2 separate regions of the Homo sapiens genome follow, and region 2 is linked to region 1. Evidence: read pairs that join two places in POLR2A ChIA-PET (ENCODE). Cell type or tissue: Caco-2. All regions are shown on one strand. Links, peaks and the distances in the headings refer to the core of each region. The heading gives the core; the rest is flanking DNA. Region 1 overlaps LOC124906027 (a long non-coding RNA gene). Region 2 holds the start of LOC124906027 (a long non-coding RNA gene).

Evidence for each region. Peaks named below come from ENCODE experiments on the same cell type or tissue, not always from the same donor. Only the 100,000 strongest peaks of a DNase experiment are listed, where the experiment ranks them.
Region 2: POLR2A ChIA-PET joins it to region 1 with 12 read pairs; 3 of 35 experiments call an interaction of 5 or more read pairs at or near these places.

The regions. Positions count from the first base shown.
Region 1 is chr2:78,460,303-78,468,654 of GRCh38, reverse strand. The region is part of intron 2 of LOC124906027 (a long non-coding RNA gene); the gene reads left to right. Among named protein-coding and RNA genes, the nearest start is that of SNAR-H, 510 kb to the right of the region's middle. In Caco-2, for the core only: no CTCF peak of the experiment used is centred there; no DNase peak of the experiment used is centred there.
Region 2 is chr2:78,538,246-78,546,597 of GRCh38, reverse strand. It overlaps LOC124906027 (a long non-coding RNA gene), which reads left to right and starts at 4,708. Exons shown (of 3, transcript XR_007087117.1): 1 at 4,708-5,026. It overlaps LOC105374820 (a long non-coding RNA gene), which reads right to left and starts at 1,067. Exons shown (of 4, transcript NR_136312.1): 1 at 1,001-1,067. In Caco-2, for the core only: a CTCF peak has its summit at 4,381 (motif pointing right); a DNase peak (open chromatin) is centred at 4,497; H3K4me3 peaks cover 2,202 bases.

The DNA of each region.
Region 1 (8,352 bases), core at 148-8,147:
CATTCCTTGTTGCAGTTGATTGTGTCATTCTTCCATTTCTTCTGTTTCCTCACTCATGTCTCTTGATGGCCCCTCTAAGAAACTACTTCCCTGACTGCATGATCAAGGAATGGCAAGGAGAGAACACACAAGGGCGAACATGGGGATGCTGGGACTCTGGCTCTAGAAGATCTCCACCTGTGCCTTGGAGAGCTTATTACACTAATAATGAGAAACTCTTTTTTTTTTTTTTTTTTTTTAGTTTAATGCTTAATGTTGTTGTTTTTTTTTTAATTATTATACTTTAAGTTTTAGGGTACATGTGCACAACGTGCAGGTTTGTTACATATGTATGCATGTGCCATGTTGGTGTGCTGCACCCATTAACCTTTCATTTAACATTAGGTATATCTCCTAATGTTATCCCTCCTCCATCCCCCCACCCCACAACAGGCCCTGGTGTGTGATGTTCTCCTTCCTGTGTCCATGTGTTCTCATTGTTCAGTTCCCACCTATAATTGACAACATGCGGTGTTTGGTTTTTTGTCCTTTCGATAGTTTGCTAAACTGTTTAGACCTCGCTTCTACCTTTCTCCTGGTCATCTTGCATAAACTTATTGAACAATTCTGAGTTAGCATGGAGCTTCTACTGATTTCAAAGTCTTTCTTTTCATATTGAATTCAAAGAAAATATTGTTGTCTCATATTATATACAAAAACAAATTGTGCTAAGAACAAACCTTGAGATTTTAAAGATAAATTGAATTTTCTTGTGGTTGCTTTCAAATTATTTTTGGGCACACTTTTAACTCAAATGATATTTAAACACATTAGCATGGTGAAGATTTTGATTAACAGAGGATGTCCCAAAGTTTCATAGAGCTTGGGAGTATCAACAATAATAATTTTTCATAACTAGTAGTTTGTGAAACATTGTTTGGCAGATGTTTCTCCAGTTCACATAATATTAAGCCAATATCTGAATGTTGTAAAAGTTCAGAAAATATTTAAACACTTAATATTGAAGGAATGAGAGCATATATAGCCAGTTCATTTAAGGTGAAACAAAAAAATAAGATTTAGAATAGTTAGAAGAAAGTTAAATACACACACACACACACACACACACACACACACGTTTTCATATGACTCTCCATGATGAATACCACATGCATATTTATATTTTATGATTTAATATATAATAAAATAATCAAGCTTATTAACTTGTAGGTGCAGTTGTATTTTCTAAAATGTAACGTGGGACAACGTTGTTTATGTTTTGAAATGAACACACACAAAGGAGATAAGCTATGTCTCCATTTTTCCTTAAGGCATCCTAGAGGATCAAGAGGTTTCATTTCTACTTCCCTCTGTTTTCTGAAGCTTTGTGCTGAAATTACTTTTCTAATTAAAAGCAAATTAAATCATAATTTCTTCCAGGCAAACACACATATACACAAAAACAAGAATGATTTGCATTACAATTAGAACTCTTTCCATAGTTAGTCAAAGATAATGAGAGTTAAAGGATTCATACACTTGGATAATATGCAAAATCATAATTCAAAATATAAATTAATGTACTCAGAGAGTATTAAAAATTCATTTCAAATATCAGCTCAAATTGTCAGGTAATTAAACTAATGCTTTATTGTATGACATGATTATAGAGAACCTCCATATTTTCTGTTGTTCTGATAGCAATGAAATGCCTTGACAACGTAGTTACTGAAAGGAACTTCCAGTAGAAAAATAGGCTTAAAATTTTTTTTTTAAATAAGAAAATGTATCAGTTTCACCAATAATATCTCAAATAATAATTTTTTTTAAATAGGTAAATAATAAATTTTTTGTAAATATGATGTTGTATAGCTTTGAAAATTATTTTCACAAGGATTAACTGTTTTGATCAACTATGATAGTAAGAACATGACCATCATTCTTATTAGGAAGATTAGTAAACAGGTAATTAATTAAATATCATTACATGTATTAGATAATTGATAAACTATTTAATGACATAATTGCAAACATTCCAGTCAAAATCGAGCTCAATAATTCTCAGACCAAATTGTTATCATGTGTTATTTTTAAATGTATAATCTCAACTTCCCTTTATTTGAAAGGCTTTTAAATTACTGGTAGGTAAAAAAGGAGCAAGCTATCCTGCATTTAAACCTAACTTCAATTTTATGTTGGGTTAATATGTGGAAGATACTTAATGATTCTGAGTTCAATATTAATGTGTATCTTAGATTTCAAGTGATAAAAAGCCAACTCAAATCAGTTTTCAAATAAACAAAAAAAGGAAAAGGGGCATTTATCTGACTATGCCATTTTAAAGGCAAAAGGTACACTAATACAACTGAATATGGACCTCAAAGATTCATTTCCTCTGGCTCTTTCTCTTATCTCTTGATTTTTCCTCCCATAGTACATCAAATTCATTCTCAGAAAGACTCTTCTTCATAAGGAATATAGTTATCACTAGCTTTTTATCTCTCACAGTAAAAAATAAAGATATTTTCAAAAGATGAGATACCCAAGCTCCTTGGGAATGAGATGAGATATTCTCAAGAGAATATCTTGGGATATTCTGTGGAAAATTACAAGTAAAACTCTGGTCATGCTTTTTTTTTTTTTTTTTTTTTTGCCCATCTTTGAAATAATTATCAGTGGAGTGGATTCAAGTATTCCAGCTGGCCAGGTTGAGCTAACTATTCTCCATGTGGTGGCAGTAGCAGGCATCTCTGTATGCTTGACAGCTCCTTAAAATTATGATAGTGAAAGGGAATGAGTCACATCAGACCCAAGTGTTGCAGATTGCTTGACAAATATTTTATATATACCACATTATTCTTATGACTGCCAAACATTCCTACACGCTTCTTTCTATATATGCATACTTACACCAAAAACTCCCCCGCTATATACCATAACGCTATGTACCCTCATCAAAAGAAGCTTTCTTCAAGTTTTTCAAGTTACTCGACTCAGTTTCAAATATCCGCTGCCAAGATGATGTTCATTGTTGTCCATCATTGCTTGGCAAGTGATGACGAAGAGATAAATATCATCAACCCTAATATACTCAAAAAGTTTGTAATAACCTATTTATAGATTACATATAAAAGAATGTTGAGTAAAAAGGGGAGGAAAGCCTTTGACAAGAATGTTTTTTAACTTACAAATGTGGGTGTGAAAGAAAATATCACATTATTTTATTTTCTATGAATCAACGTTTTATTTCAAGTCCCTACTCCTTCAAAATAGTGAGAAATCCTACCACGGAGAGCATTGTCCCGCTTCCCTTAATAGCTGTGAGATTCAGAGTATTGAAATATTGGGAGTGGGAGATACAGAACTACTTGTAGGAGAGAGACCCCCATTGATTATTATGAGGACATGCAATATCCTTTATCTATACTATATGCCTTCTTAAAAAATCTTACAGTGTTGTCTTCTAACAATTCATTTCATCCCCCAAATGGAGGTTCTGTTAACATTTTTCTTGCATGCAGTGCAAACCTAGATATTTTTGGTGAAAATTCCTCCAGGATATCCAAATCATAGGTAGTTGAATCTGCACACTTATTATTTTACAAAGTAAAAGGTGAGAAATTTCTCATTTTTGAAGAACTTTCTCTTTTCTTATGATTCATATCACAGAAAGTTATTTCTGTATTATATGTTGAGAGGACTAGTCTAAAATGGTAGGCAGATATTCAAAATGAGGTCCTGAGGAATTTGCAAACTACGCTGTTTGTTATAGTTTAAAAAATGACTTTCATGATTATGCATGGTGAGACATATGTCATATGTAGATATCTTGGTTTCACGTCTTCCAGTATTTCCCAGTAACTGTGAATTCAGTCTAATTTTATCATTTATCATAAGTACTACTTTCAATGGGACCAAGGTCAGCCCCTAATGTGTTATCAGATGAGGAATTAAGTCTGCCAGCAAAGGTATGAATATTTTGCAAAGTATAACTGTTTCTTGATAGTAATCTTCAACCCAGACTCTGGTTTACAGAAGATCGGTTGAATTAGAAACCTATATTGCTTTTAAGAACAGTGAATTAGAAATTGGATCTTGTATTCTTACACTTGTTGTGTAATTGTAATTTGTAATACAAATAAATATGTGTATTACACATAATCGTGAATAATTATAAACTTAATAATGTTAGTGTGACTATGCAGATAAATGTAAGCAATATAAACAGTCAAATTTCTATTTCTACCAAAGTCCACTCTAGTCATACTTTTATCTATTATTTTTGCTTTTTGTTGAAGTCTCTGATAAACCACTGCTACCTGGAGAGACAAAGTAACATTATTCTCCATTTCATTTATGGCATGTGCTGCCTAATTATGACCATTGAAAGTAATAATTAACTCATTTTCAAGACAATTCTTAAATTCAATAAAAATGCACATTAGCTTTTGTGTGTGTGAGAGTCAAGGTGTAAGAAATAGGCAGAGAAGATTTTTCAATTGCAATCTAAGGATTTATGCTTTCTAAAATGTGTTCTGTTCATGTTAGTGTACATTACATATACTTAAATAGTTCCAGGAATCAAGAAGTTAAAGAAAGGCAGATTTCTTTTGTAATTCTCAAAGTTTTTCTATTCTAAAGTACAATTTGAACTTCCAGGATGAGTAGGAAAATTCTGTGTTTCTCAGGCTATTTGACAATGAGCCATTCTTATGGCTTATTCCATTGAACAGATACGGGACATTTCAATATAGACATATTATATTAGAGTTGTAAGTATCCTTGCAAATTACCTAGCTGAGCACATTTATTTTATTGATGAGAAAATGGAGGCCCAGAAAAAATTTTCTAAATTTGCCTAAATTCTACTTAATAGCAGAATAAGGAATATTCTCATTTCAGGTGAGGGATTTAGAATAACTCCTAAAACTGAAGACTGTGTTGGAAAAATCCCTCAGTTCTCAGCTTTGGAAGTTACTCTCACATTGCTTTAGAATATTCCAGTGTTGGCCAATAGTGAGTTTAATTTTAAAGATTGCTTTGCTATTCAAGTTATGATAAAAAACAAAACAAAAATATTAAAGGTCTCACTATCAAAAATTAGAGCCTGGAAACTAGGGAAAGGTGACATTTACACTCTATCCTTGAAATAATTTTAGCAGGACATGTAACAGTTGAGACAAGACTAGAGGATACTTCCTGTAATGTATACAACAATGTGGGAGGTAAGGAAATGGGACCTTAGCACAATTCCAATAACAATGTCAAGCTGAAGAGGGAAAGGAATGACAGTGAGGGTATATGAGAAATAATTTAAATGGGGCAGGTTTCTTTAGACCTTGAATGACTTATCCCCAACGAAAGCTTCGTGGTTGGAAAGGGGGAAAAGTCTTACTCTGGCTAATTCTTAATGAGGTTAGATTTACCAATTAGTAGTGTTAGTACTAGATAAGGAAAGTCTTTGTAACCTATATATTTGATCTAGAAAGAATTTGAGATCAACCTGGAATACAGAATACATAAATTCTACCCCCACTTAGCCACTGGTTTATGTGACATCACTGAGATACAGCACTGAGGAGAGATTAGACAGTTCAGGTTTTTCCTGAAGGTGAACATGGGAGAGTAGAATATATGTGTTTCAATTCTTTTTTTTTTTTAATAAAACAATATGTTTGTTACCCAGGGTCAGAGTTTACCTAATATATTTTGGTAATCTCTTGGTCTACCAATGATTTCATGGGTCAACTTCCCATACATCCACTTGGAGTCAATAAAATGGAAAATGCAGTCTCTCAAGGCCATTTTGGAGACTCTTTGATTTTTCCATCAGAAATCTGAAAGATACCAGGGTTGATTATTACCTCAATTCATTTTAATCCAAAGCCACACTGTACAGTAGATCAGTACACCAACTGCTTCATTCTTTTTTCAATTTCCCACCTTGCTAGTTTAGAATGAACACTAACTTACTGTGCTATATGTGCGCACACTACAATATCACTGACTTTTTTTTCAAGTTTTTTATCATCCTTTCAAAGCAAGCATGCTGATTCCACAGAAAATATTTCTTTCCTGAAAATAAATCTGCCATTTATTTTCTCAAAGAGCTATTATGCTTTATATTATAAAAAAGCAAAACAGCTTCCCTTGTCCTCTTGTTCTTCCTTTTTGTCTGTTTCTTTATCTGTCTCTTTACCATTTTATTTCCAGGAAGAGATCTTTATAGGGGTCTTTCTTCAAAGAAAACTGATAAAATTTCTTTATTGTATTTTTTTCTCTGAACCAGATTATCTTCTGCATCATGACGTTCCAAAGTTCTAGAATATCATAGTAATGCCTAGAAAAGTCACATTTGTCACCTCACAACCCTTAATTTAGAAAACACAAGCAAATCCTTAGCAATGAACATGAATACCTCAGAAGTTAACATTCTATACAACCTTATACCATAGCATCATCATCAAACCAAAGTTATGCTTGAGAATCAATACTTAATATAATACAGACCCAAAATTATCTTACTCGTCAATGTATAGCCTAGATATGGTATTATCTGAGGAGAAAAAAAGAGAAGGATAGTTTTTATTTTCAGGCAATACGTGAAAGTTCTCCAAAGTCCCACTTATGAGCATATCCTCAAAATGTTAATTAGGACACTAAAATTATATTATGGTAGGAAAACTTTGTAATAGCTCTAAAATTATTTTCTCTCTGCAATAAAATCTCACATAATTTAGAAATTTGTAAAATGTCAGCACTAGTTTGCTGATCTTTCTTGAGAACACTTTCTTCACTTATATTTACATTGTTAAACATCCATTTCCATTTTCTGGAGTGCCTTTCCTGCTAAAAAGCTAAAAAAAGGTCTTTCTCTCATTCAGAAACTTGAAAGTCTCACCCTTTCTTTTTAAATCCAACATTAATAATGAAAAGACTGATATCAATTAGATTCTTCTTTCATTTGACTTTTTCACTTCATTCTTTTTTGTGTGTTTTTAGAGCCTTTTTTTTTTTTAACTTTAAGTTCCAGGATACATGTGCAGAACATCCAGGTTTGTTACATAGGTATACATGTGCCATGGTGGTTTGCTGCACCTATTTACCCATCTTCTAAGATCCCTCCCATCACCCTCCACCCTACAACAGGCCCTAGTATGTGTTATTCCCCTCCCTGTGTCCATGTGTTCTCATTGTTCAACTCCCACTTATGAGTGAAAACATGCAGTGTTTGGTTTTCTCTTCCTGCATTAGTTTGCTGAGGATGATGGCTTCCAGCTTCATCCATGTCCCTTCAAAGGACATGATCTTATTCCTTTTTTATGGCTGCATTGTATTTCATGATGTGTATGTACCATATTTTCTTTATCTAGTCTATCATTTACAGACATTTGGGTTAGTTCCATGACTGCGCTATTGCAAATAGTGCTGCAATAAACATACATGTGCATGTGTCTTTTTAGTAGAATGATTTATATTCCTTTGGGTATTGCACAGTAATGGGATTTCTGGGTCGAATTGTATCTCTAACTAAAGAGCTTCTGCACAGCAAAAGAAACTATGATCAGAGTGAACAGGCAACCTACAGAATGGGAGAAAATTTTTGCAATCTACCCATCTGACTAAGGTCTAATATCCAGAATTTACAAGGAACTTAAACAAATTTACAAGAAAAAAAACAACCCCATCAAGAAGTGGGCAAAAGATATAAACAGGCACTTCTCAAAAGAAGACATTAGGAGAAATACCTAATGTAGATGACGGGTTGATGGGTGCAGCAAACCACCATCGCAAGTGTATACCTATGTAACAAACCTGCACGTTCTGCACATGTATCCCAGAACTTAAAGTATAATAAAAAAAAAGGAGATATTTACGCAGCCAACAAATGTATTTAAAACAGCTTGACATCAGTGATCATTAGAGAAATGCAAATAAAAACCCAATGAGATACCATCTTATGCCAGTCAGAATGGTGATTATCAAAAGTCAAGAAACAATAGATGCTGGTGAGGCTGTGGAGAATAGGAACATTTTTAAACTGTTTGTGGGAAGGTAAATTACTTCAACCATTGTGGAAGATAGTATGGTGATGCTTCAAGGATCTAGACTTCATTCTTTAAATGTTTTTATTATCTTCTTTTTAAGCTTGGTGTTTTATTCTTCCAGAGCTATTCTTTTTTGTAAATATTTGTTTCTCTCATCATCTAAGTAAATTTCCTTGTATTATTTCTCTTATTTCTAAAGAAATCATTTCTACTTTGTTTTCTCTGTTCTTTCTAGAACTCCTAGTAGTTCAACATTAGACTCTATAATGTTTCTCTATATTTTTTCTCTTTTAATTAAGATTTTTTTCTGTTTGGGCCTCATAGA
Region 2 (8,352 bases), core at 212-8,211, 78 kb before region 1:
ATAAATGGGATCATGCAGTATTTGTCCTTTATTAACTAGCTTACTTCACTTAACGTTATGTCCTCAAGGGTAATACAGTTGTGTCATATGACATGATTTCCTTCTTTTTACATTTGAATAATATCTCATTGTCTATATAAATCACATTTTCTTTATTCATTCATCTCTCAAAGGACATTTAGGTGTTTCTACCACTTGGCATTTCTGAGTAATGCTGCTATGAATGTAGGAGTGCAAATATTTCTTTGAGAGCCTGATTTCAATTATTTTGGATAAATACCCAGAAATGGAATTGCTGGATCACATGGTAATTATATTTTTAATTTTTTGAGAAACCTCCATACTGTTTTCCATAGTAGCTGCTCAATTTTACATTATCACTAACTACACAGGGGGTTTAATTTCCTCACATCCTTGACAATATTTATCCTTTGTTTTTTCATAGTAGCCATCCTAACAGGTTTGAGGTGATTATATCACTGTGGTTTCAATTTGCATTTCCTTTTATTCCTAGTTTGTTGAGTGTTTCTTTCTTTTTATCATCAGGAACAGGGTTGAATTTTGTGAAATGCTTTTTGTGCATCTATTGAGGTGATTATGTAATTTTCTCTTTGTTCCTTTGTTCTGTTAAATGTGATGTATTATATTGATTGATCTTTATGTTGAACCATCCTTGTATATCTTAGAAATTAATCCCATTTCATCATGGCGTATGATTCTTTTAACATGCTGTAACATTCAGTTTATTAGTATTTTGTTGAGAAATTTGGAACCTGTATTCATCAGGGATATTGGCCTGGAGTTTTCTTTTCTGGTAGGATCTTTTTCTGGATTTTTTATCAGGATAAATGCAGGATTATTTTTGGAATGCTAGAAAATCTTTACTATCGGCCTTACTCTGTCTACCCCCATACACAGAGTTCATAAATTCCCTGTCCGGAAATGAGACTAAGTCACACATGACACTAAAAGCAACATATAAAAATATAGGTGGTGTTACCTTATTTGTTTTTCAGATTTTTTTTCTGCTCCTAGGGTTCTGCCAGAAATGTCAATCTGCCCACTTTCTGAAAAATTTATCCAATTTGTTAGCATTAAAATTATGCAATGAATACAACGGCAATCAAATACAATACAATTTTTTGGGGGGGTGCTATCACAAAGGGATATCAATGTCAATCTAGAAAAAAATTAAAGTTTCAATGAATAAAACAAAGGAAAGAATAATAGTAGGTGTGGACTTATTCATTAGACACTAAAATTTAAAGGTACAGAAGTTAAAATAGGAAAACATTAATAAACAAAATAAGAAATCCAGAAAATTTGAAAATATTTAAAAATATATTTGACATACATGAAAATATAAATATATATTTCACATGTATTTGAAATCTCAGAGTAGAAATGTATAATCCACAACTGTAGTTGGAGGTTTGAAATGCTTCTCTAAATTATCAACACAATAATAAATTTTAAAATCCTCAAGAAGATAGAATAGCTAAGCAGTATCATAAACCGAATGGATATAATTGGCATTTATAGGACACTACCAAATGACAGTAGAATAGACATTATTTTCAAGTTGGTATGAAATCATTCATTAGTATTAATCATCATCTTGTAAAAGATAATGAAACCTTATGTAAAACAATTGAAAGCACACAAGTATGTTCCTTGATCATAATGAAATTAAATCTGCAAATCTGGATCTGCAGATTTAATCTGCAAATTAAATCTGGAAAATCTGCAAATATTTGGAAATCTAAAAATATATTTCAAAGTTATTTAAAAGCTTAAATAGGAAATCTCAATAGATATTAGACAATATTTTGAACTGAATAAAATTTAAAATACAACATTATCAAAAGCAGTGCTTAGAAGGAAGTTTATTGGAATAAATGCTAATATTAGAAAACAAGAAAGTCTCAAACCTAAAATCAAAGCTTTTCTAAGGAAACTTGAAAAATTAAAAACAGTAATTCTAAAGAAATCAGAAGAAAAGAAATAAAAATAGGAGCAGAGAGCAATGAAATTAATAGCAGAACACACACACAAAATGAATAAAACTACAAAAAGATGGTTAATGGGAAAAATGACAAAATTGATAAACTTCTAACTAGTCTGATAAAGAATAAAATGACAGAAGACATACATTTTTGTCAATATTAGAAATAAAACAGTGAATACTACTACAGACCATGCAAAGGTTAAAAAATTAATAAGAAGATGCTGGAAGAAAACTCTATGAACAAAAATATTTACAACTCAGATGACATGGACCAACTTCATGAAAGGGAAAAGTGTCTTCGTCCCTTCTGTTGCTATCACTGAATTCCTAAGACTAATTAATTTATAAAGAAAATGTTTCTTAGAGTTCTGGAGGCTGAGAAGTCCAAGATTGGGCAGCCACATCTGGTCAGCTTCTGGTGAGGGCCTGGTGCTGCATCATTACCTGACACAGGGCATCACAGGGTGAGAGAGGTGCACTGAGAGCCAAACTGGTTGTTATAATGGACCTGCTCCCATGGTAACTCATTAATCCACTTATCCATTAATCTATTAATCCATGAATACATGAATCCATTTATGAGGGTAGAATCCTCATGACACAACTTCTTAAATGCCCCATCTCTTAATACTGTTACATTAGAGATCAAGTTTCAACATGAGTTACAGAGGGACAAAACATTCAAATCATACCAGAAAGCTATCAAAATTTACTCAAAAGTAAACTTATTAAGAAACTTAAAATAATGGTTAAAATGGTATGGGAAAGGACATTTTATGCACAAGTCATGTCACTGGGAAGTAATATCAAGCATTTAAAGAAAAAAGTCAACTCCAAAAAAGTTAAAAAATGAACAGGAAGAAGACCTTTCCAATTTCTGAGTCAAGAATAGCTGTGATATCAAAACCAGATGGAAGATAGTACAAGAAAATGAACATACAAACAGACAAATTTTCATCATGAACATAGATCTGAAAATCCTCAAAAAATATTAGCAAACTGAATACAGCAATATATAAAAAGAATATTATACCATAACCAAGTAGGTTTTATTGTAGCAATAATAACTGGTTCAATATTCAAAAAATATATCAATGTAATACATTATATCATCAGTATAAAACAAATAAAAATGTGATTATATTAGTTGATAGAGAAATAGCATTTGAGAAAATTTAACATCTGTTCATGTTAAAAGCTGCCAGTAAACTTGGAACATAATAGAATGTTTACAAAATTTACTTAACCTACCTAACCTCATATTTAATAATGAAGTACTGAAAGTTTTCTCTTAAGATCAGAAAAAAAAAAAAAACCATGAATGTCTACTCTCATCATTGATATTAAGCATTATACTGGAAATCCTAGCCAGCATAATAAGGCAAGAAAAATAAGTAAAATGGCACATATATTTGAGATGAATTTCCAAGGTGTTCCTCGTGCTTCTTGTATTTGGATGTCTAGGTCTCTAGCAAGGCTGGGGAAGTTTTCCTTGATTATTCCCCAAATATGTTTTCCAAAATTTTAGATTTCTCTTCTTCCTCAGGAACACTTTAGGTCCCTAGTTTTGGTTGTTTAACATAATCCCAGGCTCTTTGAAAGCTTTGTTCATATTTTCTTATTCGTTTTTCTTTGTCGATGTTGGATTGGGCTAATTTGAAGACATTGTCTTCGAGCTCTGAATTTCTCTCTTCTACTTGTTCAATTCTATTGCTAAGACCTAACAGAACATTTTGCACTTCTATAAGTGTATCCCATGTTTCCTGAAGTTTTCATTGTTTTTTCTTTATGCTATCTATTTCCTTGAATATTTCTCCCTTCACTTCTTGTTTCGTTTTTTAGATTTCCTTGCACTGGGCTTCGCCTTTCTCTGGTGCCTCCCTGATTAGCTTAATAACTAACCTCTTGAATTCTTCTGCAGGTAAATCAGGGATTTCTTCTTGGTTTGGATCCATTGCTGGTGAGTTAGTGTGATTTGGGGCGGGGGTGGATGTTAAAGAGCCTTGTTTTGTCATTATCAGAGTTGGTTTACTTGTTCCTTCTCATTTGGGTAGGCTCTGTCAGAGGGAAGGTCAAGGGGTGAAGGCTGTTCAGATTCTTTTGTCTCACAGGGTGTTCCCTTGGCGTAGTACTCTCCCAATTTTCCTATGGATGTGGCTTCCTAAGAGCCAAGACCCAGCAAGTTTACCAGGCTCCAGGACTGGTACTGGGGGTTGTCTGCAAAGAGTTCTGTAATGTGAACTGTCTGTGGGTCTCTCGGCCATGGACACCAGTACCTGTTCCAGTGGAGGTGGCAGGGGAATGGGATGGACTCTGTGAGGGTTCTTAGCTTTGGTGGTTTAATGCTCTATTTTTGTGCTGGTTGGCCTCCTTACCTGGAGGTGGCGCTTTCCAGAGAGCATCAGCTATGGTAGTCTGGAGAGGAACCGGCAGTGAGTGGGGCCCTAGAATTCCCAAGAGTATATGGCCTTTGTGTTCAGTTACCAGGGTGGGTAGGGAAGGACCATCAGGTGGGGGCGGGGCTAGGCGGGGCTAGGCGTGGCCGACCTCACACTCTCCTTGGGCAGGACCTGCTGCAGCTGCTCTCGGGGTTGGAGGGGAGGTTCCTAGGTCAATGGAGTTGTGTACCTAGGAGGATTATGGCTGCCTCTGCTGAGTCATGCAGATTGTCAGGAAGTGTGAGAAAGCCAGCAGTCACCGGCCTCACCCAGCCACCCTGCCGCCATTAACAGCACTAGGCAGGCAGTGCGCAGAGCTGAGAACTTGCCCCAGGTTACCCGCCTCCCAGCTGCTAAACAAAAGGGAGGCTTTTCAGCTGGTTCAAATTGTTACAAAGTTCAGCTAGAGATTTGCTTTTACCTGCGGCGTTTTCCCCATACCACTGGCTGCCCTCCCGAAGAATTCCTGTGATGCCAGGCAGGAATGGCCTGGTTGGAGACCAGCTAGCTCCCAGGGCCTTTCCCGCTGCTTCCTCTACCCCTGTATTTCGCTGGGCTCTCTAAATGGATTCAGCTCCAGGTAAGGCCAGAATCTTCTCCTGCAAACTAGACCTTCTATTTACCCAGGAGGTGTGTGTGTTGGTTTGGGATGGTTGGGGAGGGCAAAAGCTCTCCCTTTCCCACTTCCGCAGTTTGGGCACTCACAGTATTTGTGGTGTCTTCCGGGTCCTGCAGAAACAGTCTGCTTCCTTAGAGGGTCTGTAGGTCCTCTTAGGATTCCTGATTTATTCCTGTAATCGTTCTGGAGCTAAAATACACTATGCGAACCCCCGCACACTGCTCTGTCTGTCAGAGTCAGAGCTTCAATCTAGTTCTGCATGCCGTCCGCCATGATGGACCCAAAGTGAATGGCACATATATTTGAAAAAAAAAACACAATGATTTCTCTTCACTCATGACATGATTATCTATTATAAACTTTCAGTGTTTTTTTTTTTCTAAAAAATGTCCTAAAACTAATAAGAGAATAATAAGATCACAAGTTACAAGTTTGGCATACAGGAATCAATTGCATTTCCACATATAATAATTTTGACATAATAAGCAATTAGAAACTAAAATGTCAGTATTATTTAGAATAGCTCTGAAATATAACAAGAATAGTTGTGAAAATATGAAATACAAATCTCACAGAAAATGTACAAGATCTGTCAGCTGAAAACTATGCAATATTGATGAAAGTAATCAAAGACCTAAATAAATGCAGAGACATAACAGGTTCCCAGTTTCGAAGTCTCAGCGTAATAAAGAAGTCTATTCTCCTCAAATCAGTTTATGAACTTAAAGTTAGTCTAATCAAGGTCCCAGTAGGTGGTTTCATTGATATTGACATGGTAAATCAAAAGTTTATATGCAAAAGTAAAGGAACTCCAAAAGATGAACAATTTTGGAAAGAAGAATACAGTTGGAGAAATCACAATACTGGATTTTAAGCCTTACTAAAAACCTGCAGTAAAACAGACAGTGTGAGATAGAATGATAGATCAATGGATTAAAATAGAGATTACATAAATATACTCAAATGTACTTGTGCTTCTCCTATACTTCCCCCAGTAGAAGTCTACTGTTACTTGTTTTTCAAAAAGCTAGATAGCCTAGTGGTAGGAAGAAATAAGCTGTGATCTCTGTTGTTCTGGTTGAACCTCTGTCTTAGGCATGCACTGTTTTCTTGTGTTTAGGGACTTCTTTAACTCTGCCCCTTCTATGGCTGCAGATACGGGGTCAGTGCGTAATCCTGTTTCTCCCACAGGACTACAAATTTCTTTTTCTTGTTCCTTTATCCCTTATTCAATGAGATTTCACCAATGTCCTTATAGGTTTTCCCCTATAGATTGAGGCTTTTGTTTCATGGTGGGGATAGTGAAGAAAATCCAGGCAAAATTTTTTGCTGCTTTTGCATAGGTGTGTTCTTTTTGTCTTCCAGGTCTGTCCTGCTACTTAGAGCTTTTTTTTTTTTTTTTGAATAGTATTTTCTGTAAGCATCCAATGGAGTTCATGGAGGAAAACAACCTAAAAGAGGTTACATATTGCCCCAGTTTGTTTGCTTGTTTGTTTGTTTGCCTGCATCCTAGGTATTTCATATTTCTGCATCAGCCTGCACTCCATTTTCACTCATTTTTTTCAATTATTCTATATTCTAACTGTTCATACCCGTAACTGGTTGCATTTACTCCAGATGTGCACATCCTCTCTTCTCTCTCCCCATGCAGACACCTCCTTAGGTTTTGGGTTGCTGGTTGTTATGGTACCTCAGCTTCTTTTTGTTAGATTAAAAAAAAGTCATAATTTGAATTTAATCCAGCTCTTTGTCTAGGTCTTCATGGCTGTGAAGATGGGAGTAATGCTTCTTCCAACCTGGGATGGAAGGTAGAATTCCCTTGCAAGTTAAAATTTTAAAAATAATTTACCAGTTAATGTTTTTAAAAGTGAATTAGTCTCATTCATCTTATTTTGCCTTATTTTAGAATTTTTTTTTTTAATTGAGACAGAATCTTGCTCTGTTGCCCAGGCTGGAGTGCAGTGGCACCATCTCAGCTCACTGAAACCTCTGCTTCCTGGGTTCAAGCGATTCTCCCACCTTAGTCTCCCAAATAGGTGAGACTACAGGTGTGCACCACCACGCCAGGCTAATTTTTGTATTTTTAGTAAAGACAGGGTTTCGCCATGTTGGCCAGGCTAGTCTCGAGCTCCTGACCTCAGGTGATTTGCCCGCCTCAAGAAAAATGTTTTGAGAGAATCATAGGTTCATGTAGAGTTGTAATAAATAATAAGATTCTGCATACCCTTCACCGGGTTTTTTCTGTGGTAATATTTTACATAAGCATAGCGAAATCAGCAAATTAATATGGATAAAAGGCACCAACATTATTTAGAATCCACAGTTTTACAAGCACTGATTTGTGTAATTCATGTGCTTGTGTGCACATATCTGTATGTGCATATATTTATTTCTATTCAATTTTATCGGATGTGAAGATTCACGTGACAACCACAGTCAAGATACAGAACAGATAGTTTCATTTCAGGGATCTTTCCTGCTATACTTTTACAGAAACATCCATCTTCCTTCCATCATTTCCTTCTCCAGTTCATAATCCCTGGAAATATCATATCTCTTCCTTTTCTCTCTAATTTTGTAACTTCAAAAATGTTCTATAAATCGAACAGGTATATCTAACCTTATGATTGGAGATTTTTACTCAGTAGAATTATCTTTATACACAAGTTGGTCTGTTTCTTCTTATTGCTAATTAGTGTGTATTCTGTGGTGTGATTGTACCACATTTTGTTTAACCATTTACCTGGTGGACATTTGAGTTGCTTCCATTTTGGAGCTATTATGAATAAAGTGACTATGGGCATTAGTTATATACAGTTTTTTGTGTAAACATCAGTTTTTCTGTCTCTGATACAAATGTGAAGGAGTACAGTTCTGGGTTGTGTGGTAAGCGCATGCTTAGTTTGTAAGAAACTGACATACTCTTTTCTAGAGTGCCTATGTGATTTTGTATTTCCATTAGCAAATGTGAGTAATGCAGTTCCCCTACATCTTCATCAGCATTTGGTGTTATCATATTTTGTTTATTTGTTAATTTTTAATTTAGTCATGCTGATATGTACATAGTGATATCTCATTTGGCTATTGATTTGCATTCCCTGAGGCTAATGATGTTGAACATCTTTTCATGTTGTCATCTGTTTATACTTCTTAGTGAAATGTCTGCTGCTTCTGCATAATTTTAAATTAGATTATGTTTTTATTGCTGAGTTTTGAACTTCATATATTCTAAATCAAGTGCTTTCTTGCTAGTGTAATTTGCAAATGTTTTCTCTGTCTATAGCTTA